2 separate regions of the Homo sapiens genome follow, and region 2 is linked to region 1. A link is an interaction called in ENCODE POLR2A ChIA-PET data of the cell type or tissue named here. Cell type or tissue: PC-9. All regions are shown on one strand. Links, peaks and the distances in the headings refer to the core of each region. The heading gives the core; the rest is flanking DNA.

The links. Peaks named below come from ENCODE experiments on the same cell type or tissue, not always from the same donor. Only the 100,000 strongest peaks of a DNase experiment are listed, where the experiment ranks them.
Region 2: POLR2A ChIA-PET joins it to region 1 with 5 read pairs; 1 of 35 experiments calls an interaction of 5 or more read pairs at or near these places.

What each region holds. Positions count from the first base shown.
Region 1 is chr22:39,231,563-39,243,715 of GRCh38, forward strand. It overlaps PDGFB (platelet derived growth factor subunit B), which reads right to left. Exons shown (of 7, transcript NM_002608.4): 2 at 4,216-4,312; 3 at 1,873-1,962; 4 at 60-265. Among named protein-coding and RNA genes, the nearest start is that of PDGFB, 7.3 kb to the right of the region's middle. RefSeq lists enhancers at 4,763-5,657, 5,658-6,552, 9,350-9,609 and a silencer at 11,475-11,554. In PC-9, for the core only: CTCF peaks have their summits at 9,717, 11,676 and 11,877; DNase peaks (open chromatin) are centred at 8,169, 9,509 and 11,419; H3K4me3 peaks cover 4,155 bases; H3K27ac peaks cover 3,774 bases.
Region 2 is chr22:38,948,565-38,960,717 of GRCh38, forward strand. It overlaps APOBEC3A (apolipoprotein B mRNA editing enzyme catalytic subunit 3A), which reads left to right and starts at 9,045. Exons shown (of 5, transcript NM_145699.4): 1 at 9,045-9,156; 2 at 10,978-11,122. The coding sequence starts at 9,128. RefSeq lists enhancers at 1,041-1,891, 5,758-6,637. In PC-9, for the core only: no CTCF peak of the experiment used is centred there; a DNase peak (open chromatin) is centred at 5,587.

The sequences.
Region 1 (12,153 bases), core at 7,099-12,098:
GAAGGGTGGTCTCCACCCACCACCGGGACCAGCCTCGGGGGGCCGCGGAGCCTACGCACCTGGACAGGTCGCAGCTGCACCTGGGTGGGGCGGCACTGCACGTTGCGGTTGTTGCAGCAGCCGGAGCAGCGCTGCACCTCCACACAGGGCGGCCACACCAGGAAGTTGGCGTTGGTGCGGTCTATGAGGCGCCGGGAGATCTCGAACACCTCGGTGCGCGTCTTGCACTCGGCGATCATGGCCGGCTCAGCAATGGTCAGGGAACCTGGGAGGAGACGAAACCTGGGTCAGGAGCGTAGGCCTGTCCAGAGTCCCCCCACTTGGCAGGGGAGCTCAGCGGGTGCCTCCGGGACTGCTCTTTCTCACGCCCTTCAACCCCAGGGTTCAGGTTTCAAGTCCTGGCTGTCATTAGCCATGGGACTTGGGCAGATGGCTGAGCCACTCTAAGCCTGTGTTTCCCCATCTGAAAATGGGACCATGAGATCTACACCCAAGAACCACTGTAGTTTCAAGTGAGAAAATTCAGAGTGTGGGGCATGTTGTAAATGCTTAGTAAATGTCCGCTTCCCTCTGCTGGCACATGACTATTTTATTCTTCTTTATGATTTTACACATTTATGGGCTTGCCCAACATGTGGTTTTTATGCAGGTACCATATTAGCTCGAAACCACGCGTGCACTGCTGTCTCACGGTGCCTTGGATTCCTGCATCACTGCTGCTTTCAAAGCCTCAGCTTCCTCCTCTATGAAATGGGATAATAACAGCACCTCCCTCCCATGTGGATCTAAGGTGTAAAGTGAGTAAGCCTTGCCTACAGCAAGCACTGAGGTTACCGATGCTATCCATGTACAGAGGACAGGAGGCTCTGAGAGCTGAATATCCCGTCCGCCCACATTCATAGATTGGGGGTGGAACTCAGGCCACCTGACTTTTTTCTTTTTTTTTGAGACGGAGTCTTGCTCTGTCGCCAGGCTGGAGTGCAGTGGCGTGGTCTCGGCTAACTGCAACCTCCGCCTCCCTGGTTCAAGCAATTCTCCTGCCTCAGCCTCCCAAGTAGCATGGACTACAGGAACCTGCCACCACGCCCAGCTAATTTTTGTATTTTTAATAGAGACAGGGTTTCACCATGTCGGTCAGGATGATCTCCATCTCTTGACCTCGTGATCTGCCTGCCTCAGCCTCCCAAAGTGCTAGGATTACAGGCGTGAGCCACCATGCCCGGCCCAGGCCACCTGACTCTTATTCATCGTTCCCCCAGCCTCTAACTGCAGTGTTTTGGGGACTCCAGGTGTCAAAGAGGAGGAGGGGTTTGAGTGGACATTTGCCTCACCTGGGAGGGTTTCTCTGGGACCTAATGATCTACGGTCTCCTTTAGGTCTCTGCAAGGGAGCAGGAGGAAGTTCCAGGCTTTGCTCGAGGTCTACCAGCCTAGGCCGCGGCCCTTTGCCACAGGAGATACCCATAGCCCATCAGGGACCACGCTGGGTTCAAGTGAGGGGAGCAGGTTGGGATCTCAGCCCTACCGCTCCCTAGCAGTGTGACCTCGCCTAGTTCTTTACCCTCTCTGGGCCCCAGTTTCCAACTCTGTGAAATGGGGTTAATAATATCTACCTCCAGGATTGAAATAAGGAACGAATGAGCTTTGCAGCACTATATTTAGAAACCAGAGAGTGTGGGGGCGAGGGGCTGTGATGACTGAACACAGGCATTTAAGGATGGTTTTACTCTCTCAGTTCGCTCAGTCCTGAATGTGGGGGGAACGGGAGTTGTAAGAGGACCCTCGGGGCCCTCCGACTGGCTGCCCGCCCCCGTTCTCTTTCCCTGGCCCCCATGCTAATTTGAAGGACCCTTGTTGGGTGTCTCAGTCTTACCCAGGCTCCTTCTTCCACGAGCCAAGCTCTCCAGCTCGCCTCCAGAGTGGGAGCGGGTCATGTTCAGGTCCAACTCGGCCCCATCTTCCTCTGCAGGAGAAGTCACAGTCAGACACCAGGCGGCCCCACCTTGGGCAGGGGCTCCCTCCGCCGGGGTGTCTGGGCAGGCGGGAGGTTTGCCTCTCCCCCACTCCAGAGAACAGTCCCTCCTTCCAGCCCCCATAAATGCACGGGTCCTGGCCCTGAGCAGGGACCCTCCAAGCAGCCCCCAGGACAGCTGCAGGCCCAGGATCCTGACTGCATCCCTGGCTCTTTAGCCAACATTTTTGGCCAGAACCCATGTCAGTGGAGTTAAAAATAACCCTTCCCCTTTGCTACTGTAAGTGAACCCTCCTCGGCCTCCAGGGCGGGGCCGGGACCTAGGGCACTGAAGGCCAGTTTCCAGTGCCCCTCCACCCAGCGTTCCCATAGGAAGTGCTGAATGGAGAAATTCCCAGAAGCCCCAGGGGGACCGCATGCCCTGAACACAGCCCCTCTGGAGCCCCGGACAATGGCCGCGCTGGGCAGGCGGGAGCCACGGAGGGAGGGAGGGAGGGAGAGGGATGGGGGTGGGAGCTGAAGACAGAGAAGAGGAGAAGAGGGGTGGGAGTTGGGCCTGCTGGGGGTGGGGAGTCCCTGCCACACACCCTTCTAGGGCCTGGTCTCTCTAGCTCCGGGGCCCTCACACCGTATCTGTATCTGTGTCTGTCTCCCTCCCCTTCTCTAAACTGTTGCCCCACCTCTGCCCCCAGCCGTCTGTTGATTCCTCTGGTCACAAATGACAGCTCCCTTTTCTAGCCTGGGCACCATCTCAGTCCCATCAGCCCTCCTTGGAGACATCGGTCCTTTCCAGAGCCCATGGCCAGAGGTTGGCTGCTGGGAAGTGAGGGCTGAGGGAGGCCTCTGAGCTGGATGTTAAGGCGTGGACAGACCCTTCTGTCTCTCTCATGGGTGAGGAGCCACAAATAAACTAAGGGGCATTGGGAACACGCTCCTGCCACCTCCACACAGCACCCCATGGCTCCAGTTCTGGCACCGACCCACTGGCCCCATCCAAGACAAAGGCGCCTGCCGCCTGTCCGTCCCGGGTACTGCAGGGAGTCTGATGACTAGTCCGCTTCCGTCCAGCCTGACAGCCCCTACGTCAACGAGCCTATCTGTCCCTCTGGCTCCTTTCCTTTCTCCCTGCCATCTCTGGAATGTCCCTGGTGGGGAGGAGATGGGGAAAAGATGCGCTTTGTGGAAAGGTTAAGTTGATTAGGAAAAAATAGCCACATGGTTGCCTTGAAACAGGCCTGCTATTGAAACCTCATCTCCAAGATCCCGACCCCCACCAGGGGTGTGGAGGGGCCGTCTGAGGGTGGGGGTGTAAAGGCTTGGAAAGAAATGGTAGAAAGGCTAAATTTGGAAGTTGCCCCATTGTGTGTGGCCAGGGGCGGCCAGTCGGGCATAGGGTGGGGGTTGTGGGAGACATCGGGTGGGGGCCCTGGCGAACAATAGGTGGGCCCAGCTGGGGCCCCCTCCTGCCTGCCTCACCGCCCCCCAGCACAGGCGGGATTGAAAGGGCCCGGGAATGCTTTTGAGAGGGAGCCAGGGGCCCAACGGGGAGAGGAAACAAAGGCAGGAAATGCTGTTCCCCCGTAGATAGCGTCTGGGCAAGGATTACAAAGTGACAAAGAGACAGAACCCCAGAGGGAAGGGGACCTGGGGGTGCAGGGGGGCTGCTGACCAGGGCTCCAGGGAACAGGCCAGAGGTTAGAATAGAATGGAATTTGCTCTGAAGACAGCGTTTATAAATACATTGTCAATCCAGCCCGCCAGCCCCGCCACGTGTGTGCCACCGAGCACGTGCCCATTCGCTGAGTGAGCTCTGGGGCACGGGCAGGGCTGCCTGCTGGTCGAGGCCAGGTGTCCCCAGGGGACCTCACAGACCGGGCCCCTAGCCAGAGGGGCGGGGAGATGACTCCTCCAGTGCCACCCTCCCTGGCTGGGCCCACACCTGGAGACATACTCGGCAGATGCCCTGGGCACCTTCTCCCCGCCCTCCCTCCTCCTGGCACCCCACCCTTGGCACCAAGCCGGAGCCACACGTGGGTGCTTCTCCTGCCACACCCCAAGTCCCAGGTACCAACCCGCCTGCTGACTCGGCCCTGCCCTGGATGGGTGTGGCCACGCTCTCTCTGGGCTGCCATGGGCCTCTAGTTCTCCAGACGTCAAGAAGGAGGGATGCCTCCTGTCCTGCCCCTCCCAGATCTCTTAAAGTCTCCTCGGAGGGCCGGAGCGCGGGGCGAGGATTCCATTTACCTCCGGGGTCTCCGTGCAGCAGGCGTTGGAGATCATCAAAGGAGCGGATCGAGTGGTCACTCAGCATCTCATAAAGCTCCTCGGGAATGGGGTCCCCCTGCCGGGCAGACACCAAAAGGCTGAGTGAGCTGGGAGTGGGGGCTTTCCAGCATGGCTGTCTCCCCCACCACACGCTTTCTCGCTTTCTCCTGTGGAAAGCTCCAAGGTCACAGGGAGACGGACAGGCAGGATCCAGGCCTGATGATCAGGAGCACAAAGGCCTCGGGGCCTGGACCTGCCGAAGCCTCTGAGACCCAGCTCAGTCCCTGCACCCTCAACCCCCAACAGGAACCCCAGCTTGCTTTGAGTTGGACCTGCTTGTCTCTATGTCTGTCTCCCCCACCAAACTACATGTTCTGGGAATGCACCAAAATCTGATTTCTCCCTGAGTCTCACAACACACCTGACAGCTGAAGACAGCCAGCATCTCCCATGGCCAATCTAACCCCCATTTTACAGAGGGGAAAACAAACGTTCAAAGAGAGGCTCAATTATTGGCAAAAGCTGCATTCAAACCCATGCCTTTGGGATGACAGAGCCTGTACTCCCAGGCTCCTGGGTACAAGAGGTGCTTAATAAACGCGTGCAGAGTGCGATGGCCTCAGGAGGCCCCAGGTCCTAGCGGTATCTATGAAGTCTCTCACTCGAAAGAGGCGAAAAGGGAATCCTCGGACACGGCCGGGAAACCTGAAAGCTTACCCGTGCCCTGTGCCCAACCAAACCCTATTTTTAGAGCCCCTTTGGCCTGTTGCCAAACATACTCGAAACCTGATAACACTTCAACAGGCCTCATTCGGAGCTGGGCTTCCTCCAGGGAAACCGCAGGTCCCACAATGACACAAGAGCAGCCCCGTAGGAAGGTCACAGCCACGTCCCCCACAGTCCCAGGAGACCCAAGGGGCGGATGCCAGAGATCCCAAGAAAGAGGCGAGGGCAGATGGGAGACTGAGAATCACAATCCAGACCACCAGCCACTGAGAAGCAAAGAAAATTCCTAAGATGTCGCTGCACGTTCAAAGGCTGGAACCGGACTTCCACGTGTGCAAACACACACGTGCAGGCACAGGCACTCGGGCTGCACGGTCTGGACAGACAGTCCTGGAGAGGGCATCAATAGGCTTGGCACATTACTATAGAACCTTGGGTTAAACTATTTTCTGCCTCAGTTTCCCTGGATTAAGAAGGGAGGACTTCCCTTCTTGGTTCGCTCCACATTCCCGGAGCCGAAGGTCGGGGGGCTCAGAGGGGGTCGGTGCAGGCTACCTTCACAAAAGGGATGCTGCTTTCTCGCTGCCTGACGGCGGAGGGGGAGCGAGGGAGAGGAGAAGAGGTCGTCTCAGCCCTGTGGCCAGCCTCAGGGGGCTCTCCCCGAAAGCTCTGTTTCCTCCAGCTTATCATGAGGTCTAGCAACACCTCCAGGGGTTCATCCATGACCAACTCTGGCCACCCACATCGATCCAGGAGCCAGAAGACTCAGGGCGGGGGGTGGGGGTGACCACTTTTAAAGCTACATCATTCCCTGAAACCCCTGAGTCTCCATGTCTTTGTTTGAACATGGAGCTTACAACTCCGCCCAATGTCTAAGGGCTGCTGGGCAACTTGAGGAAAAAAAGGTGGCAGGGCTTGGCTGAGAACTAGGGTCTTTCCTTCAATATCCGGGCAGCCAGGGGCTGCACGTGCAAGACAGAGGAGGGTATGGGCCCCGCTGCCCCTCACTTTCGGCCCCATCTCCTCCGGGCTCTGCCTCCTCCCGCCCTCAAGCAAGTTCATTCTTTCCACCTCAGAAGAGAGACCACGCCTCCGGTGCTCTCCAAATGTTGACAAAGTACCCAACCCACAGAACAGAGGGCTTGGTCTCCAGTGAACACCAGCGAAAGCCGCTTCCCCTGAGAGTTCTGTCAAACCCAGAACTGGCAGGCCAGAGAGCTGAATCCCACGCCTTTGGACCAACTGCCGTGTGACCTCGGCTGGTCACTGCCCCTATGGTCCTGGCTCTCATCTGTGAATCGAGGGGCTTGAAGAACATTCGATTCAATTCTAATTCTGCCAGGAGGCGTTAGAAGGGGCAGAGAAAACGCCAAAGCCGGGTGCCTAGCCAGGCCTCCCTGGATCACTGGCAGAAGGAGAACAAGAAGCGTTTGTGGAGTAAAGATTCAATTAACCCCCCAGGGGAGGGGCCCAAAGGCCTAGTAGCAAATGGCATTTAGTGCTTGTGCCAAGATCTCCCTGCCCACTGGAGAGCCGGCTGCAGCTGCCAGCCACGGCAGAGGAGGCAGACCCCTGAACAGGCCGAGTGGACACCCCAGATCCAGGCCCACGACACATAGGAGATGCCCCTCCAAGGCTGAGTGTGAAAGAGCCCAGGATAGGGTCTGAGGAGGAGAGAGAGGCACATAGTAGGTCCTCGGTAAATACTGGTCAAATGCATGAAGGAGTCTACCATTTTCCAGGTTCTGTCCAGTATGATTCTTCTGCCTCCTCCACCAGGAGGGCCACCTGGGATATTCTTCCCCAACCCTAGGCAAATGAGCAACTAGAGTCCCTTTTAATCTGAGCAGGGAGACCGTCCCTGAAGATGCTTTTGGTAATGTGGCCACTAGATGCCCAGAACTACCCATAAGCCCCCGGATTTGGTAATAATACCACAACTAACATCTATGAATGCCAGCTACAAGCCACACGCTGAGAAAAACACCGTATAAACTACCAATCCTAAGAGGCTGGCAGTATTTGTATCCCCATCCTCCAGATGAGAACACTGAAGCTTAGAAAAAATTAAACAAGCAGCAACAGGTCCAGACAATTAGCAAGTGGCAGAGCTGGGTCGTTCCCAGGCTCCAGACTGCCCACCTGTTCCAGCCCACCATGGGGCGTCTCAGCCTCCCTCTCCTGTGTTCTAAGGCCACTGGCCCTCAGCATCACACAAGGTTCGTGTTGGCTCTTTACTCTGCAGCATGTCCCACGTCAGAGGCTCTCAACCAGGGCCCAGTGGGCCCCCAGGGGACAGTGGCAATGTATGAAGGCATCGCTGGTGGCCACAACTTGGGGTGTGCACTGCATCTTAAGTTGGGGGAGGCCGGGGATGCCGCTCACCACCCTTCAGGGCACAGGACGGCCTTCCCAAACATCAGGAGTGCAGAGGCTGAGAAACCCTGTAGCGGAGGAAAGAGCAAGGGCTCCAGATGCCAGGGCAACCTGGATTCTTGGAATCTTGTCACAATCTAAAACCTCGGCTTCTGCATCTTTTAAATGGGGCTAATAATACCTCGCCCGGGGTTACTGGGAGGCATAATTGCACAGAGCAGAGCTGCCAGCAGATAATGGGAGCTTAATGAGTTGTCACTGTCATCATCATTAATTCTTTCCGGATGGCTCCTTTGTGGGCAGCAGCGAGTGGCACACGTGCTCAGGGCCAGCAGCACAGGACATTTTTGAGGATGACAAGGAGTGGGTGGAGAGCTGCCTGCCCATGAAAGAGTGCGTGACTTTGCATTATCCCTTGTGCTGGGCCACAGGAAATGGTACCCTACCTCCACACTGGCAGAGCCTGGGCCGTGTGGGCTTACAAGGCCCTTCCGGGGCTGGGGGTGGGTGAGGGTGGGGGGACACTCAGCACGTGCTCAGCTCCAGGATGCAATGCTCTGGGGATGACGAGCATGAGCACCTGTTGGGAGTCACAGGCTCTTCTTGGTATGGGAAGGTGAGCCGCCCGGAGCCTGGTTTTCCTGGGCACAGGTTCCGCAGGCCTCCAGGTGGACAGCTCACTTCAGAGATGGGAAAGGAGGCCTGGCACCCTGAAGAAGCTGTCCCAAGATCTCAGGCCCGGGGTTTCTGGCAGAGTGAGGGCGTGGCGAGGAGGCAGCTGGGGCAAAGCCAGCCGTGGGAGCCAAGGTAAACAGCCTCCTCCGACCCCGCCCCCAGCGCCAGCTGCAGCAGGTAGGAAGGGCACGAGCGAGCGTGAGGCCAGGTGAGTGATCTGCTCCCAACCAGGCTGGCAGATCAAAGGGGCTTGAACCCCACCCTCCTCCTGGGCCCAGCACACACACACAGATACACACTCCCCGGCCCGCCTGCCATTCCCACCAAGGGACACACAGGCCCAAGCAACCAGGGGCGTTGTCTGTGGCTGGCAGAGGAAGAAGCTGATGAGGCCTCCCAGAGCCTGCCTGCCTGAGAGTCGCAGGCCTTATTTAGATCGAATGCCAAAGCCAACCAACCCCTTTGAAGAAGCCCTCTCGGGGCAAACCACAGAAGCCATTAGAACCAGTGTTTCCCACCTAGCATTCCCCTTCTTTATTGCTCTTGGGACCCTCCCGCTCAGCCTCTGCTCCTTCACGTGGGCCCAGAACCCTGGCCTCCCCACCTCTTGCAGGAGCAGAGGAAAATTAAAGCAGGAAGAGAGGAACCAGTCCAGCCATTTATAATACTGGCAACCACGGCAATCACTGCCCATCCCCATCCCAGCCAGGGGACGGGGCCAGGGGATTCTGCCATTCTTTGGGAACTCTGCACTAATCCAATCTTCTCTCTCTCTTTTTTTTTTTAGGTGGCAGAAACTTAGCCCCAGCTAAAGATACACAGAACCTTTGCAGTCTGATTTTCTTTCTGTTTCTTCTCCTCTGTCCTGTCTAATCCTGGTAGCCCAAGTCCCAAGACAGAGGAGAGACAGACATGCTTCTCTCTCAAGATGGGGGGCTTTGAAAGACTGATGCCTACCAGAGGGCTGAAAAGGGGGGCTGCCCTCGGAGCAGAGCAAAGCGAGGACTCAGTGGGGCCATGGAGCAACAGGGGGCCAGGTCCTGCCCTCCCCACCAACCCAGCACTAACTGTTCTTTGCACTAATAGTTACTGATTGTCCACAGGGCTCTGGGCACTGTTCTAAAAGTGGGGACCAGGAGGAAAGCTCTCTAATGGGGTTGACACTCCAGTAGAGAAAGCAGGTAATAAACAATGAAATAAACCAGAACATAGGAAGAGTTGTCACAGAAGAGGCTCCTCAATGTGGGGAGGGGAAGACAAGACGTGGAGAGGTACTTACGAGGCCCATGATAAACATCTCACCATTCCTGCTCAGTCAGTCTCTCTCTCTCTCTCTCTCAGATGCGCACACACACACACACACACACTCTCTCTCTCTCTCTCTTCCTGGCTCTTGCACCAGATCCTCCAAATTCTGTTTGACCTGCCCTTGCACACCTCCAGGGCTCTGGGATTCCAGCAGTTGGTCTCCTGCCCCCTAGGGCCATTAGCAAAGCCAGAGGAAGCTGGATGGCAAAGGGCAGTGGGGCCCTTCACTCTTTCCCGGAAGAAGTGTGCTGAGGCCAGACGCGTCACGTGACAGTGGGACTCGCCCTCCTGGAAGCCAGCTCAGCTGGTGGAGATGGCACCTCAGAGGCCTCGGCAGGCCCTCCACCCAGCCCTGCCTCACGGCTGCCTGCCGTCTGCTGAAAGATTAGTCCGAGCACGACCAGGACGTGGACAGCTCCAAGGCCACCTCCACCAGCAGGCCTGCCCTGACTCTCCCAGCACTGGCCATTACAGCTCCTTCCTGGACTGACCCCTGCGTGGTTCCATCCCCATGCAGGTCCCCTCCCCCAGGGCCAGCCTGAGGCTCACTCAGGCTTAGCAGCAAAGTGCTTCATAAACTGCAAAGTGCCACATACATCGCGCCTGTGGCCATGTGTTCAAGAATGCTGTGACTAAAGTGAGGAGAAAGGCAGTTTCTGTGCCACAGCCTCCACCCCAGATACACGAGCCCGTGGAGCTGTGGGAAAGAAGGAGGAGGTGCTGGACGAAGCTGGAAATGGTAAGGGGAGGCTGGGGAAACATCCAGCTGTCAGCGGCCTCCCCGGGGCACGCTGGGATCAGCCAAGAGAATGCAACAGCCAGGGGTGGGAGCCCCCTCCGCGGTTGCACACGCCAGGTCCCTCCAGTCTTGCAGGTTCAAATGAAGGCTTATGTGAAGGGGGAATCGCTCTGGACAGCTCAGTGCCCCTCAGAGTCACATCACCACCATTTTCCACCACGCGGAGGTGGTTGAAAAAAAGGAGTCACAGATGGGTAAGGTTTGAGGGGCGTCGGGCTGACGAGGCAAAAAAAAAAGTAGGTGCTGTGGTGCTGATGGGAGGTTCTCCCTCCCTCACAGGACGCCAGGAAGGAAATGGGGCCGCTACAGAGGTGGTGAGGTGCCAGGGCCCACGGAGGGCCCACCTGTTGCGCGGGGGCGAGCACCAGGCGCTGGGTGCACGGGGGCCCGTGCGTGCCTGTGTACGTGCGTGGGTGTGCGCGCACGTGTGCTCAGGCCGCGCGTGCAGGGGCCGTGCGTGCGTTTGTGTGCGGTGCGCGCGCGTGTGTCCCGCGTGTGCACGGGCGTGGCAGAGGCGGGCGCGCGACCTGGCCGCGGTAGTGCGTGCCCGTCGCTCTGCGCGCCCGCCCGCCGGAGCGCAGCATCGCCTCCGGCCAGGAGTGTGCATGCGTGGGGTGAGTGAGCGAGTCGGGGGCCCGGGCGGGGTGGGCTGCGGAGAGCAGCCACGGGGCGCCGCCGTTCCCAGGACGCCCTGGCACCGGGCCCAGCCCCCAGGTCCCACGGCGAGGCGAGGCGGCAGCTGGGGCCGGCCGGCCACCCCCTCCCCAACAGCTGGCCGCGGCCCGGGGGGCTGCGGGAGAGGCGGAGAGGGGGCGTCGGGAGGGGCCTGAAGGCGGCCCGGCCGAGCCCCGCGTCCTCCCTCCCGGGTGCGGGCCGCGGGGGGCGGCCGCGGAAGGGCGGGGCCCCCGGGCGGGCGGCCTGCGGCCCTCGAGGAGCCCCGAGAACAAAAGGAGACGGCGACGGCTCCTCCGTGGTCAAAACAACCTGCGCTGGCGGCAGCCCAAGGCCGGGCCGCGGCCTCCGAGCCCTCCGCCTTAACCCCTTCGCCGCCGCTGCCTCCTTCCTGCGCCTGGCTGGAGGCCGCAGGGGCCGACCCTCCCCGGGAGCCGGCGAGGTGCGGGCGAGGTGCGGACTCCCGGCCGCAGCCGGGCGGAGGTGGGACGGTACCCAGTCACGCCGCGCTCCCGGCTGCCCTCTCCTCCCCTCCACCGCGCGCGTCGTCCTGCCCCGCCCCCTTTCCCACCTGGATTCCGGGTAGACTTGCCAACTCACGGCTACGTGAGGCTGGGAGGGGTGGGGACGGCTCCGACCCCAGCGCTCCCTCAGATGTTTTTATACCCCATCTCCCGTGCAGCTAGGCTTTTGCAGGCGGCGCGCTCCGCACCCTGCATGCGGGGGAGAGAGGTGCTTCCTCCTGCAGGGCGCGGGCACAGGTACGGCAAGGCCTCAGGCACACAGCGCCCCGGGGGCTGGATTCCTTCAGAGCCCCTAGTCCTCCCCCTACCCGAGTGCCCGAAACCTACCTGCGTCTCTATCTTTCTCTCCCTCTCTCTCTCCGTCTCTCTCTCCGTCTCTCTCTCTCTCTCTCTCTTTCTCTCTCTCTCTCTCTCTCTCCCTGTTACTCCCACCCCAAACCCCGCGCCCGAGACACAAGCTGCTTCCAGACCGTGCTCTGGGGCCGGGCATGCCCTGCGCGTGCCGGAGGGCGTCCACCCGGACCCCGACCGGGAGCCAGGGTGGGACCCGAGCCCCGTCAAAGGTCGGCGTGGATGGCACCGGTGCGCAAGCTTGCACCTCCTGGGCAAGCCGATGGCAGGACAGAGCCTAAGCCGAGGCTGGCGCCGAAGTGGGCTCGGGAGGACGCGCTGCCTTCTGCACCCTGGGCACCACCCCACCCCCTCTCCCCCGGCCGGGAAGGGGCTTGTTCTCGGGTTCCCAAAGGGTGGGGGACAGGGCCACACACACCCTCCCCCGACACGGAACGGCTTAGGGAGCCAGATTCGCCCGCCGGTTGGAAAGAAAGCCACCGCTGT
Region 2 (12,153 bases), core at 3,556-8,555, 290 kb before region 1:
GTGCAGCTGAAGGACAAGCACCTGAATTCAAACTCTGACCTCACTCACAGAGCTCCCCGCTGCTGGCCAGCCCTGGTCAGAGGGACAGGCCAGGCAATAAGAGGAGAGCCAGCAGTGAGTCTCCCTGTTGGAAAGGGGCCACACATATGCAGTCAGGGGGCCTTGGGAGCAGCCCTGTCCCCACCCCTTCCTGATCCCACCCCACTAGAGAGGGAGCCCAGAGGTGGGTAAAGGGCCTACCATGCCCCGCGCCACTTCCTCCTGTGTGTCCTTGGCTACAGGACATCCCCTGCCTGAGCCTCAGCATCCACATCTGGAAGCTGGGAGTAATGAGAGTTGCTCACCTAGGGGGATGGGGTGAAAATTAAACAAGATTCTGCCGGCAAGGTCCTTGGGTTTGCCCACAGCTCCTCACAGCCTCCCTCTCTCTCCTATCTCTCACGTCCCTCCCTCCTCTCCCGTCATTGTCACTGTCCCCAGACCTCCTCCCTGTGCCCTCTTTCCACTCTCTCACCTCCTACTCCATTCAACTCCCCTGCTTTTCCAGAATCAGGGAAACTGAAGGATGGGCCTCAGTCTCTAAGGAAGGCAGAGACCTGGGTTGAGCAGCAGAATAAAAGATCTTCTTCTAAGAAATGCAAACAGGCTGTTCATCACCATCTCCAGGTGTTCACAGACACCAGCAAAGCAATGCACTCCTGACAAGTAGATTTTTTAAAAAATCAGAGTGAATTAATTTTAATTAAAAATTTATCTTATGTTTTGGCCGGGCGTGGTGGCTCACGCCTGTAATCACAACACTTTGGGAGGCCAAGGCAGGTGGATCACCTGAGGTCAGAAGTTCAAGACCAGCCTGATCAACATGGTGAAACCCTGTCTCTACTAAAAATACAAAAATTAGCCAGGTGTGGTGGTGTGTGCCTGTAATCCCAGCTACTCAGGAGGCTTAGGCAGGAGAATCACTTGAACCCGTGAGATGGAGGTTGCAGTGAGCTGAGATCCAGCCTCGGCGACAGAGAGGGACTCTGTCTCAAAAAAAAAAAATTAAGTTTCAAGAATTAAATTGTATGATTATGGTTAATACTCTGGGAATAGCTTTCGATTTATTAATGAAATGATTGTTTTAATTGGCTTTGAAGCTACACTTCTAAAATAAAATGTTAAGAATCTTCCATAATTTGTTAGGTAATTGTACCATGAATTGCAAGTGTGTAAATAAACACTAGGAAATGAATAAATGTCATTCCTTTTGGAGTGGACCTTCATGTGGGGCAAAAGTCACACTAACTCCTTCTGGGATGAGAAAACACAGCTAACCCTTCCGGGACAAGCACCTGAATTCAAACTCTGACCTCACTCACAGAGCTCCCCACTGCTGGCCAGCCCTGGCCGGAACGGACAGGCCAGGCAATAAGAGGAGAGCCAGCGGGGAGTCTCCCTGTTGGAAAGGAGCCACACGTGTAGTCAGGGGGCCTTGGGAGCAGCCCTGTTCCCACCCCTTCCGGATTCCACCCACTAGAGAGGGAGCCCAGGTGGGAAGGGTTCCACATGGAGGATGGACTCTGCCCCTGGACAGCAGCCCCCACTTCCCAACCTCAGCCATGGTGGGCACTGGTGCTCTCTTGCCTTTCCATCTGCAGAGCCTGAAGCCCCTGGGTCCAGCCTCCCGGCCCTGGTCACCCTGGACGACAGGATTGTCCAGAAAGGGCAGCCTTCCCCAGGTCTCCCCTTGGCAAACTTCTGCTCACATATCTGGGGCCAAACTGTGCCACAACGTTGACAGTGACTATATGGGCCTGGGGGAAAATAATTATTTAGTGGAGGGGATTAGAAGCAGCAGTGAGAGGGGATGGCGCAGGAGGGCAGGAAGAAGTCTGGCAGCCGTTTAGGCCCGAAGGGAAGAGCTAGTAGACTCAGATCCATGGAGAGATGGAAGGAAAGGAGAAGAGAGGAGGGAGGAGAGGGGCAGGGCAGGGCTGCAGGCAACTGCGGGAGGACAGGAGGCAGTGGACACGAAGGAGCCAGGAGGACAGGGGCGTGGGAACAGAGGGAGCTGGAGGGAGGTCTGTGGCTGTGGGGACCAGCAGAGCTGCCTGAGGGGCTGAGTAGGGTTCGGTCATTACATACAACAAGATCCAGGCCTGCGACCACGCTCAGGATCCAGGCTCTGCCCCCACATCTGCTCCTGCAGACGCAGCTCTCCTGCTGGTCACCTGGTGGCCCCCAGAGGGATGGCTGGCCATCTCCAGGCACTGGGCCTCATCCCAGGGAGGAAGAAAGAGGTCGTGGCTAAGCTGTGAGTGAGCCCCAGGGGACAGGGGGCCTGGGCCCTTGGAAGGTGGGGTTCTGGGGGACGGTGGTCCGGTCTCCCTGAGACCCGCCCTGTGACATGACTAACTGTGGGGTTCTTTCACCAGGGTGAGCCCCTCTTGCCTCCCTTACACTGGCCCCTTTGCCCAGAATGACTGCACAATTTTTATCACTTACTTCCAATGAGTGGAGTCAGGGCTGTTATCAAACCCAGAGACACAAGCAAAGGGCAGGGCGTCACGTGGGGGTGGTGAAGGCTTCTCTGGGGACCCTTCAAGCCTGGCTGCCATGAGGTGCCAGGGCAGGAAGCACACTGTCCTTCCTTAAGCTCCCACAGTGTGCCCAGCCCTTGATGGAAGTCTCAATTTAATTATAAATGCAGGCTTGAGGTTGCCAGTATCAATCATCTACCCAACTAATCTATAAACGAGTGCAATCACATTTAAAATGTTGATAGGGCTTTACTGGAACCTGACAAGCTGGTCATTGCATTCAGAGGACTTGGATCCACTCATTTGATTTTGAAAACTACGAGAGATAAAGAGAGTTAAGGTAGAAAATGTCAATACATGGCTGGGCATGGTGGCTCATGCCTGTAATCCCAGCACTTTGGGAGGCTGAGGCAGGCAGATCACCTGAGGTCAGGAGTTCAAGACCAGCCTGGTCAACATGGTGAAACCCTGTCTCTACTAAAAATACAAAAATTAGCTGGGTGTGGTGGTGCACGCCTGTAGTTCCCAGCTACTCAGGAGGCTGAGGCAGGAGAATCGTTTGAACCCGAGAGGCAGAGGTTGCAGTGAGCTGAGATCACATGACTGTACTCCAGCCTGGGTGACAGAACAAGACTCTTGTCTCAAAAAAAGAAAAGAAAAGTCCATACTATTTTAAAGCTATAACAATTGGAAGAGTGAGCTGTACAAAGTCTCAATACAGTTATAAAGCTATAACATTCAGAAGGGTGTGTGTAGGAGGGTGGACGGGTGCTCAGAAGGAAGCTCTAAAGCCACAAGGAGAAATTTCACCCCCTTTGGACTGGACATGGGCTGGGCTCTGGCAAATTGCACAATGCAAGGTGCTGACATTATTGCCCACTAGGTCACATTGCCTAAGAGTAGCAATTTATAAAATCTCATTAGAGAGTGCCTGTGTAAATTCTTTATTTCTGGGCCACCCGTGTACTTCCTCATTAGTAAGGAGGAGAATTAGGTGAAGCTCATGGTTGTGGATTGCTGCAGTTTGCACAGACTTTACAAAAAGAGCTTCAGCTGGTGTCCTGCCCCTCTAGGGCACTCACTGGGGCTTTCACGCTGGCATTGGAAAAGTGGGCATCGGCAAGTTCCGTGGCTGAAGAGGAAAAAGAAAAGCAAGCTTTCACCCGCCCTGGGTGAACTGTGAATTCTAAAGTGTGTCCCCAGGAATATTGGGAGACCTCAGCAGTTTACACTTGGTGGGTTGAACAGGGTTTGTTAGTATGAATTATTCATCCAATATTGAACACCTACCTGTGCACAGCACGCTTGCCTAGTGAAGAGAGCAGGGCTGCTGTTCCTGCTCTGTGCCCGGGTGGGAGGCAGACACAGGGGCTGTCATGGGAGAAGCTGGGCTCAAACAGCCCATGAAAAGGGACCCATGCACAGGCACAAAAGCCCCGAGGAAGAAGCCAGCTTGGTGCACTCGACGGAGCATCACCCACTTGGCTCAACAAATGTGTGGTGGTATGTGCATGTGTGTGTGTGTGTGCATGTGTGTCTCACACATGCGTATTTATCTACATATGCAAGAGGATAGGAAGAAATACAGGAAAACACTTTTGTAATCTTGTGGTTGAGAAAGCTGGCATAAACAAGGCACACAATGCCAGACACTATGGCCTTCAGGCCTCCCTGCCACGGGGATGCTGCCTTTTCTGCTCCGGGTGTTTCCACGAGGCAGGCATGGAATCTTCCCTGGACAAGCGACATACCGTGGAGAGACAGGTAAGAATTTCTACACATAGGAAGGGTGGAGCAGCCATGGTCTTAGATGTGAGCCCAAGGGAAGACAGCCTGATATATTTTACTGGGCCATATTTGAAATTTCTGCACAGCGGAAGACACCATACAGTAAACACAGGAGCCTGCGAGAGAACCTCTGCCGAGCACCAGTGAACGGCCAAGTGACACGAGTGACACCATGAGCTTGGTGCCCTCTCCATCCCAAGCCAGAGGCGGAAGCCAGGCCCTTCCTCCCAGCCCAGACTCCTACATCCCAAACTTGAGCCATGGCACACATGCTGGGCACTTACTCTGTGCATAGCAGAGGGAGCTGAGCTGCATCCAGAAACAGACCTAGGAGCTCACAGACCCAAGGCCTGGGTCTCCACCCCTGGAAGAGGGTGGTGCCGAGAGCAGGGCCCCCGGCTGTCACTGGCCCGGAGCTCACCGTGCAGGGGCAGCCCAGGCCCTCCGGGGATGGCACTGGGGTGTCGGAGGCCAAGGAGCAGAAACAGCTGTGGATGCTTCCCTCGGAGGACTGGGTGGGGCCGGGACCACCAGGACCTGCCCACCACCTTCTCTATGGGGCATCTGGCTGTGTCTGGGAGTATCTTGTGGAAGGGTCCTTTTTACCATGTGGGATCGGTGGTCCAGACTTGTCTGGGAGCCAAGGATACCAGGCATGTCAAGTAGGCTCTTCCAGAAGGTTTTCCCTCCTGGGATGTCTGTGTCTCTGCCCCTCTCCTGCTGCCTGCATCAGGAAGGGAGGGAGCAGATGGGCTGGTGAAGTGAGCAATGTCAGTCACATGCATGGACTGTCCAGGGCTCATTCTGTGCTGAGGGTCCTCCCGTGAATACGTGGCTCACCAGCGTCCCACCCCATAGAGAAGGTGGGGGGCTGGCCCTGGCAGCCAGGGCTGGAGTGGGAGGAGGTTGACCAGGAGCATGGGGGTGAGGGAGAAAGAGAGAGGGACCCCACTGTGCTGCCCTAGCACAAGGGACACTGGTCTTCCTGATTCCTGGCCTTCCACGAGGTGGGACGCCCCTCCTTCTCTGGGCTCCTTCTCTGCCCCGCGGGGTGGTGGATGCAGTAGGGACCTTCCACCTCAGGACCTCAGGAGCCGCATATGTGGTACACAGTGGGCCTCCTCGACAGCTGCTCATGAGCAAACAGGCCCAACTCCTTCTGGTGGCAAAGACACAGACACACACAGACACATAAGCACACACAGACAGTGACAGGACAGAAAGGAACCTTCCCCGGGGTTTCCCAGACACACCCAGATGTCTACCTCAGCTCTGCCCCAAGTCAGAGGATTGCAGCAATTCTTACCGTGAAGAGTGCTGGGGAAACCACGTCATCAACCCCGATCCTCTCGTTTTCATTTCTGGGTTCTGACAACAGCCCCAGCTCCACCCCTTGAAACAAGTGACCGAAAAATGGACAACATGTAGTCACTCTGGGCAAAGAGGCCACCCCAGTGGGGGTATGGGGGACAGAGGGCCCCACCCTGGGAGGACAGCACTGTCCCCTGTCCAAGGGCAGGTGCAGCCACCTCCTCCACCTCCCTATTCCCCCCACCCTTTGTCCCCCCCGCCCCCCCGAGCTTGGCCCCTTTGCTTGGAGAGATCCTTTGGTTTTTTCGATCACTTGCTTCTAGGCTGAGGAGGGCGGGGCTGTTGTCAGAGCCCAGAATCAAAGCCAGAGGAGCAGGTGGACGCTGAGACTGTCCCCTCACCCTGCTCCACGGGCAATGTTGAAGTGGGCATCTGGGTGTGTCTGGGGTATCCCAAGGAAGGGTCCTTTTCGTCATGTCACTCTGTTGGGGGCGGGGCACAGGAGCAGGGAGCCCTTTCTCTCCCGAGCTCCTCAGACTCCCAGCTTCCCTGGGTCTCATCTCAGAGCTTTGCCTATGACCTGGGAGCCCTGTGGGTCCAGGGGAGGGGACTGGACGCAGCCCCATGACAATGCTCAGACCTGGGCTAGGAACTGGAAGCCTGTGGTTCCTCTGGGCTGTAGGGGTTGGGGCCCCACAGTGATGGCAGAGCCAGGACCTCATACACAGCAGCATGGACTCCAGACCCGAGCGGGACCTCCGTTCTGGTCCCAGGGTGACCTGGGCTGAGTGGCCCAGCAATCAGGGACCACTTCAGGGTCCCTCTGCACTGGTCTGTCCCTCTCACCCAGTCTGGACCCCTGTGGGGCACTTGCCCTGTCCCCAGTTTTCCTTACAGGGGACCTGGGCAAAGCCCAGGGAAGCTTGCACCTGTTAAGGAGGCCATTCTCCTGCCTCCCCCTTGGGGATCCAGTTTCTTTCTCTCGCCTTGGACCTTCCCCAGGATCCTATGGAAACTCCAGCAAGACCTGGTATTTTATCACATTTTCACAGTTATCGCATTGATTGTTCAGCCAACATTCCAGGGACAGAAATGGGGGAGGGGCTGTCCTTCCCCAGGAAAGGGTGGAATCTCCTTCCGTCTTCCTTACAGTTGGCCTAGGGAAGGTGCACACTCTTAACCACCCCTGGGTTCCCCTGATGCCTTGAAGACCCTGCCTTGCCCTGGCTGCAGGGGGACCAGGAAGGGGCCAGTTGTGTCTGGGACATTCCTGCCGGGAGAGAGTCAGGCCCTAGTGCACAGAAGGATGTGGGTGTGGTCGGTGGGGGCACTGGCAGGGGGTAGGGCACATAAGTCCCTGGGGAGCTCACTCAGAGGTTCCAGGTTGTGGCCCTTATGGAAGTTCCTGGGTCCAGGGGCTAGAGTGAGACTGTTCCCCGCTCATGTCTGGGCTGCAGACGCCCAACCAGTGGCTCCCCCTGTCCACCCTTGGCAAGGGAGGGTCCTGGCCTCCCTCTCTGCTAGTGGGGACCCCCCAACACCCTGTCTTCTCTCCTCTCTGGAGCTCTGCCTGGGTGCATGGCTTGTACAGTGAGTTACTGAGAATTGAACTCTGGACAGTAGCTGGGCCCCACTTTGCTTTAAACATTTTAGTCTGAGGCCTTCTTTGTCATCAGATGAGAAGGTTCACAGATGTGCAGATGTGCTGATAGTCTAACCTGACTGGTTTGTAAAACTAGAAAGAGAAACAGACAATGTGCCTGTTTCTGTGATGGGCCATAAAGTGGATCTTACAGATTTGGAGACATTCTGGAAGATCTGGACCTGTCTGGATCAGAGAGGGGAGGCAGGCATGGGCCAGTCATGAATCCAGTGGGGCTTGGGCCAGCTGGGGCAGCAGGGAGGAGGACGTGCCCAGGGTGGGTGAGCTGGGGAGACCCTGGAACCCAAGGCTGAGGACCCAGAGCCAGGAGATGCAGGAGACGCCCCAGGGATGCTGAACAAAGCGCTGTCCCCTGTTGCAGCTCTCCTGGGTCTCCCCATAGAAAGCTCATGTGGGGGCTGTCCTGACCATGGGTCCAGGGGTGTATTTGCTCCAGGGGCATTTGATGCATTATTGAGCCAGGGGAAAGGCCATCACACTCTGGGCAGCAGGAGCCACCGGGAAGGGTTGGGGAAGGGTTGGATCCTCCCAAAGTTGGTACAAGTGTGGTCTCTGGCCCAGGTGGGCTGTGGGTACTGCGGGGCGTCCAGCTGTGCATGCCTCTGGTGTGAACTGGGAAGGGTGGCCTCTGGTCAGACTCACACAACACACCAAGATGAGCTCACACCAGAACCACCTGAGACTCAAATGGCAGTTGACTGCCCCCAGGGGACATCTTCTTGACTAGAAGAGTCCAACATCTGGAGACAGAATGGGAGGGGTCCTCACGGCAGAGAACAGGGCCTCTTCTAGTCTGTGGCGCCCACCAAAATGGCAGGGACACTGTGCTGAGGTGGGAGGATTGCTGGCCAAAGACAGGGGGGTCTAGTAAGAGCCAGAACAGGGGAGCAGGCAGGACAGGGGACAGCCCCTGGGCCCACAGGGCCAGCACCTTCCAGGGGCAGCTGTGCTGGGTGTAGCAGGTGGACCTGGGAAAGGACGGCGCCAGACCTGCCGCCAGGACTCAGGGGCTCACTTGGGGCAGGAGCACAGTGTCCCTCACATTTCTGCAGGGCCCAGAGGTGGGAGAAAGGGCACAGGGTGGCCCTTCTGACAGGGGGGTGGGGGTGTGTCCCTGCTGGGGACTCTGTTTCCTGGGAGGGCCTGGATCTCTAGGTACCTTTCAGAGCCTTTAGCATCTCCTCTGGGTAATGGGGATGAAAACACTCCTCCCTCTAGTTTACAATTATTAGATACACTGATGCATAGGAGGATGCAGGACCTGCTGGTCTCCCATCTTCACAGCCAGGGAAGAAGATGCAGGACCCTAACAGAGAGCACAGGATGCAGCAGGTGCCAGGGAGCCTGGACCAGGCACATCCTGCACTGGCCACAGGGGAGGACACAGGGGTGGCTGTCCTGGAGCCTGCTCTCTGGACCGCTGAGTGTTATTCAGGGTCTTTCTCCAGGGTGTGGACACCTGTCTTCTCACCTGCCCCCTGGTCTCCTGCCTTCCAGATTCCTGTGGCCCACAGGGAGCAAAGTGTGGCCAGCTCTACATCCCCATTGTCACTCCACAGTGTCTGGTGGTTCAGTGGTCAGAGTGGGCACATCAAAACCAAAGCTTGCCCAGAGGCATGGCAGAGAACTTCCTTGTTCTGACGCTAATGAGGGTGGCACACTCGGCCTGAGCTGGAGAAGGGGTGGGGCAGGGTATCGCTGACTCAGCAGCTTCCAGGTTGCTCTGATGATATATTAAGGCTCCTGAATCCTAAGAGAATGTTGGTGAAGATCTTAACACCACGCCTTGAGCAAGTCGCAAGAGCGGGAGGACACAGACCAGGAACCGAGAAGGGACAAGCACATGGAAGCCAGCCCAGCATCCGGGCCCAGGTATGGGAAGCCCCTCCGAGCACCTCTGCGCCTCAGCCTCCTCTTTGAGCTTTTCTGATGAGCACTCACCTCTCACCCTCAAACCCCTGGGGCCTCTCTTTTCCTCCTGACCCTCTCTCTGGACCTGGCCTCTTGCTCTAGGTTCCCAGTTTTGGTCCCAGCGCTGGTCTCTCCTCCGATGGTACCAATTCCAGGTCTCCTTCCACCTCCCGGGGCAGGTGCACAGGGAGCCTGAAAATCCCAATAGATAATGGTGCTGTGCCCCAGCCAGTGAAGACGGTCAGAGAGGGGATTCTCCTCACTTGTCTTTAAATGAGCATCTACTATTTCTTGCAAATGTTCCATGTATCTGGACTTGGCCTAAGCCCTTTTTATGTTCAGTGTCATCTCGTTCTCCCTAATATTAAGAAAAGGGGGTTGCTTGTAGGACTGCTTGGCTATGAGGAAGCCTTGTTTCCTTTTTTTGAGAACACAGAGCAAGTGAGTGGTAGAGCCCAGATTCATGCCCAGGTCTACTCGAAATGGTGGGGAACATTTTGAACCTTCCTTCCTTCTTTCCTTCCTTCCTTCCTCCTTCCTTCCTTCCTTCCTTCAATTCTCTCTCTCTTTCTTTCTTCTTTCTTTCTCTCTCTCTCTTTCCTTCTTTATTTCTTTTTCTTCTTTCTCTCTCTTCCCTCCCTCCTTCCTTCCCTTCTGTGCTTCCTTCCTTTCTTCCAATATTTCCCTTTCTCTCTTCCTCCCTTCCTTCCTTTCTCTTTCTTTCTTTCCTTCTTTCTTTCTTTTTCTTTCATTCTTTCCTTCTTTCTTTCTTTTACTTCCTTCCTCCCTCCTTCCTTCCTCTCTTTCTTCTTTCCTTTCCTTCCTTTCTTCCTTCCTTCCTCTCTTTCTCCCTTTCTCCCTCCCTTCCTTTCTTTTTTCTTTCTTTTCTTTCTTTCTTCTTTCCTTCTTTCTTTCTTTTCCTTCCTTTCTTTTTTCTTTCTTTCTTTCCTTCTTTTTCTTTTCCTTCCTTCCTCCCTCCCTCCCTTCCTTCCTTCCTCCATCTCTCTTTCTCTTTCTTTCTTTCTTTCTTTCTTTCTTTCCTTCCTTCTTTCTCTTTCCTTCTTTCTTTCTTTCTTTCCTTCCTTCTTTCTCTTTCCTTCTTTCTTTCTTTCTTTTGTGCTGCCTCCCAACAGAGATTTTTCTAATTCTGATTATGTCAGGATGCATAGAGAGGGGCTGGGAGAGGTCTTCAAGGTGGGGCTGGTGTTTCCAGCCCAGGAGTCCTGAGCTGCCCCATCTCAATTGCCTGAGAAGCACATTTGGGAGACCTCAGGGCACCCTAAGGGATGTGGAAAATCCTATGAATTACCCGAAAAGAAGTCCCTGGCAGGTTCCTCTCCCCAGTCATCCCCCTCAGGAGTGTCCCTGTCCCGATGCTCGGTGTGGTAGGAGTTAACCCTGCAGGCAGGAGGAAGCCCCAGAGGGTCCATCTCCAGCAGGGGCTGTGGGTGAGCAGAGCCAGGACAGGGGTGCATGGTGAGGCCACAGAATAAGACCCAGCTCTACCCCAGGGAGAGGAGCAGGGTCCTCCTCGGAGGGCCTGAGCACACTGAGCTGACCCTGGGGAGACCCTGACAAGGCTTAGACAGGCCCCAGGGCTGCAGTGATCTCCCAGTGAGCCATAGAAGGGGTCAGAGGGGGAGGTTTGGAAGTGTGCTAAGGGATGTGCGGAGCAGGGGGAAGGAGGGTGGGGTGCAAGGGAGGAAGTGTGGGGAGGGAGGAGGAGGCAGGGCAGTCCAGGAGGGCTCTTCCTCCTCTGGTCTTTTCCCTGGCTGTCCACAGACACTTGATGGATCCACACATATTCACTTCCAACTTTAACAATGGCATTGGAAGGCATAAGACCTACCTGTGCTACGAAGTGGAGCGCCTGGACAATGGCACCTCGGTCAAGATGGACCAGCACAGGGGCTTTCTACACAACCAGGTGACCGACCCAGCCATCCGAATCCGGGCAGGGCCCTTCCAATCCAGGGACATTCATAGGTAGAAGGTTCCGGATTGTACTTGTGGTTTCCTGCAGTGTTTGTCACTTGTGCTTCCTGCAGCTGCTGCTGCTTGGCCCTGGGGTTGGGGGGAGACTTCGGCTTCAGTGACTATCCATGCCCAGGTGGGGTTGAGTCTGCCCAATGGCAAAGTGCTTCCTGAGGACCCTCCCAGGATCCCCTCACAGACACAGCTCTCACCAGGAACAATTCAGCAATGTGGGATCTGAGGACTCAGGGCCTACCTGACCTCACAAGGCCAGGATGCCCCAGTGCCCTCTCCTGGGCTTCATCCTGCACGGAGAGAGACTGAGGCAGGAGAGGCTGACCAGGGATCCTGTCCTGCCCAGGGTGGAGCCCACAGCAAGGCCAGAACAGGTCCCATGTCAGGATGCAGGGATGTCCAGCATTTGGGGAGGAGCTGGGCCAGGCCAGGCTGAGGGGCCCTGAGCCCGGGGGACTTTCTTCCCTGGCCCCTACCCAGCACAGCCTCTGTCTGGAGAGACCAGGTAATGCTTGGCTCCGGTGCTGGAAACTGGGACCTTCTCTGGGCTCTATGAGCTCAATGTGGGCCTCGCTGGATCCACACACACTGCTTGGAACATCCTTTCAAGGGTGCCAGTCTCCATCACCGCCTAAGCAGTGGGACTCCCCCAGGAACGACCCACAGCCCCTTCTCAGCACAAACCATGTCATCCACTCCACCCTGCATCACTGCTGATGGAGTCCCTCCCTGTCTTTGTCCCCATCACAATCACAGTCCTTGCTGCCCTGCTGTCCCCAACTTGACCGATTCCTAGTCTTAGTGGAAAATCCTTTTCTCTGGAGTTTGGAGTAAATACCATATTTCTATAAGTCAAAATAATGACAATTATACCATGTCACAGGGACCTTCCCACGTTGGAGTGAGTCCTGCTGGTCTTCTCTTCCCCACTACTTTTGGTGGAATTCATTTTGGCCTAAGTCTATATCA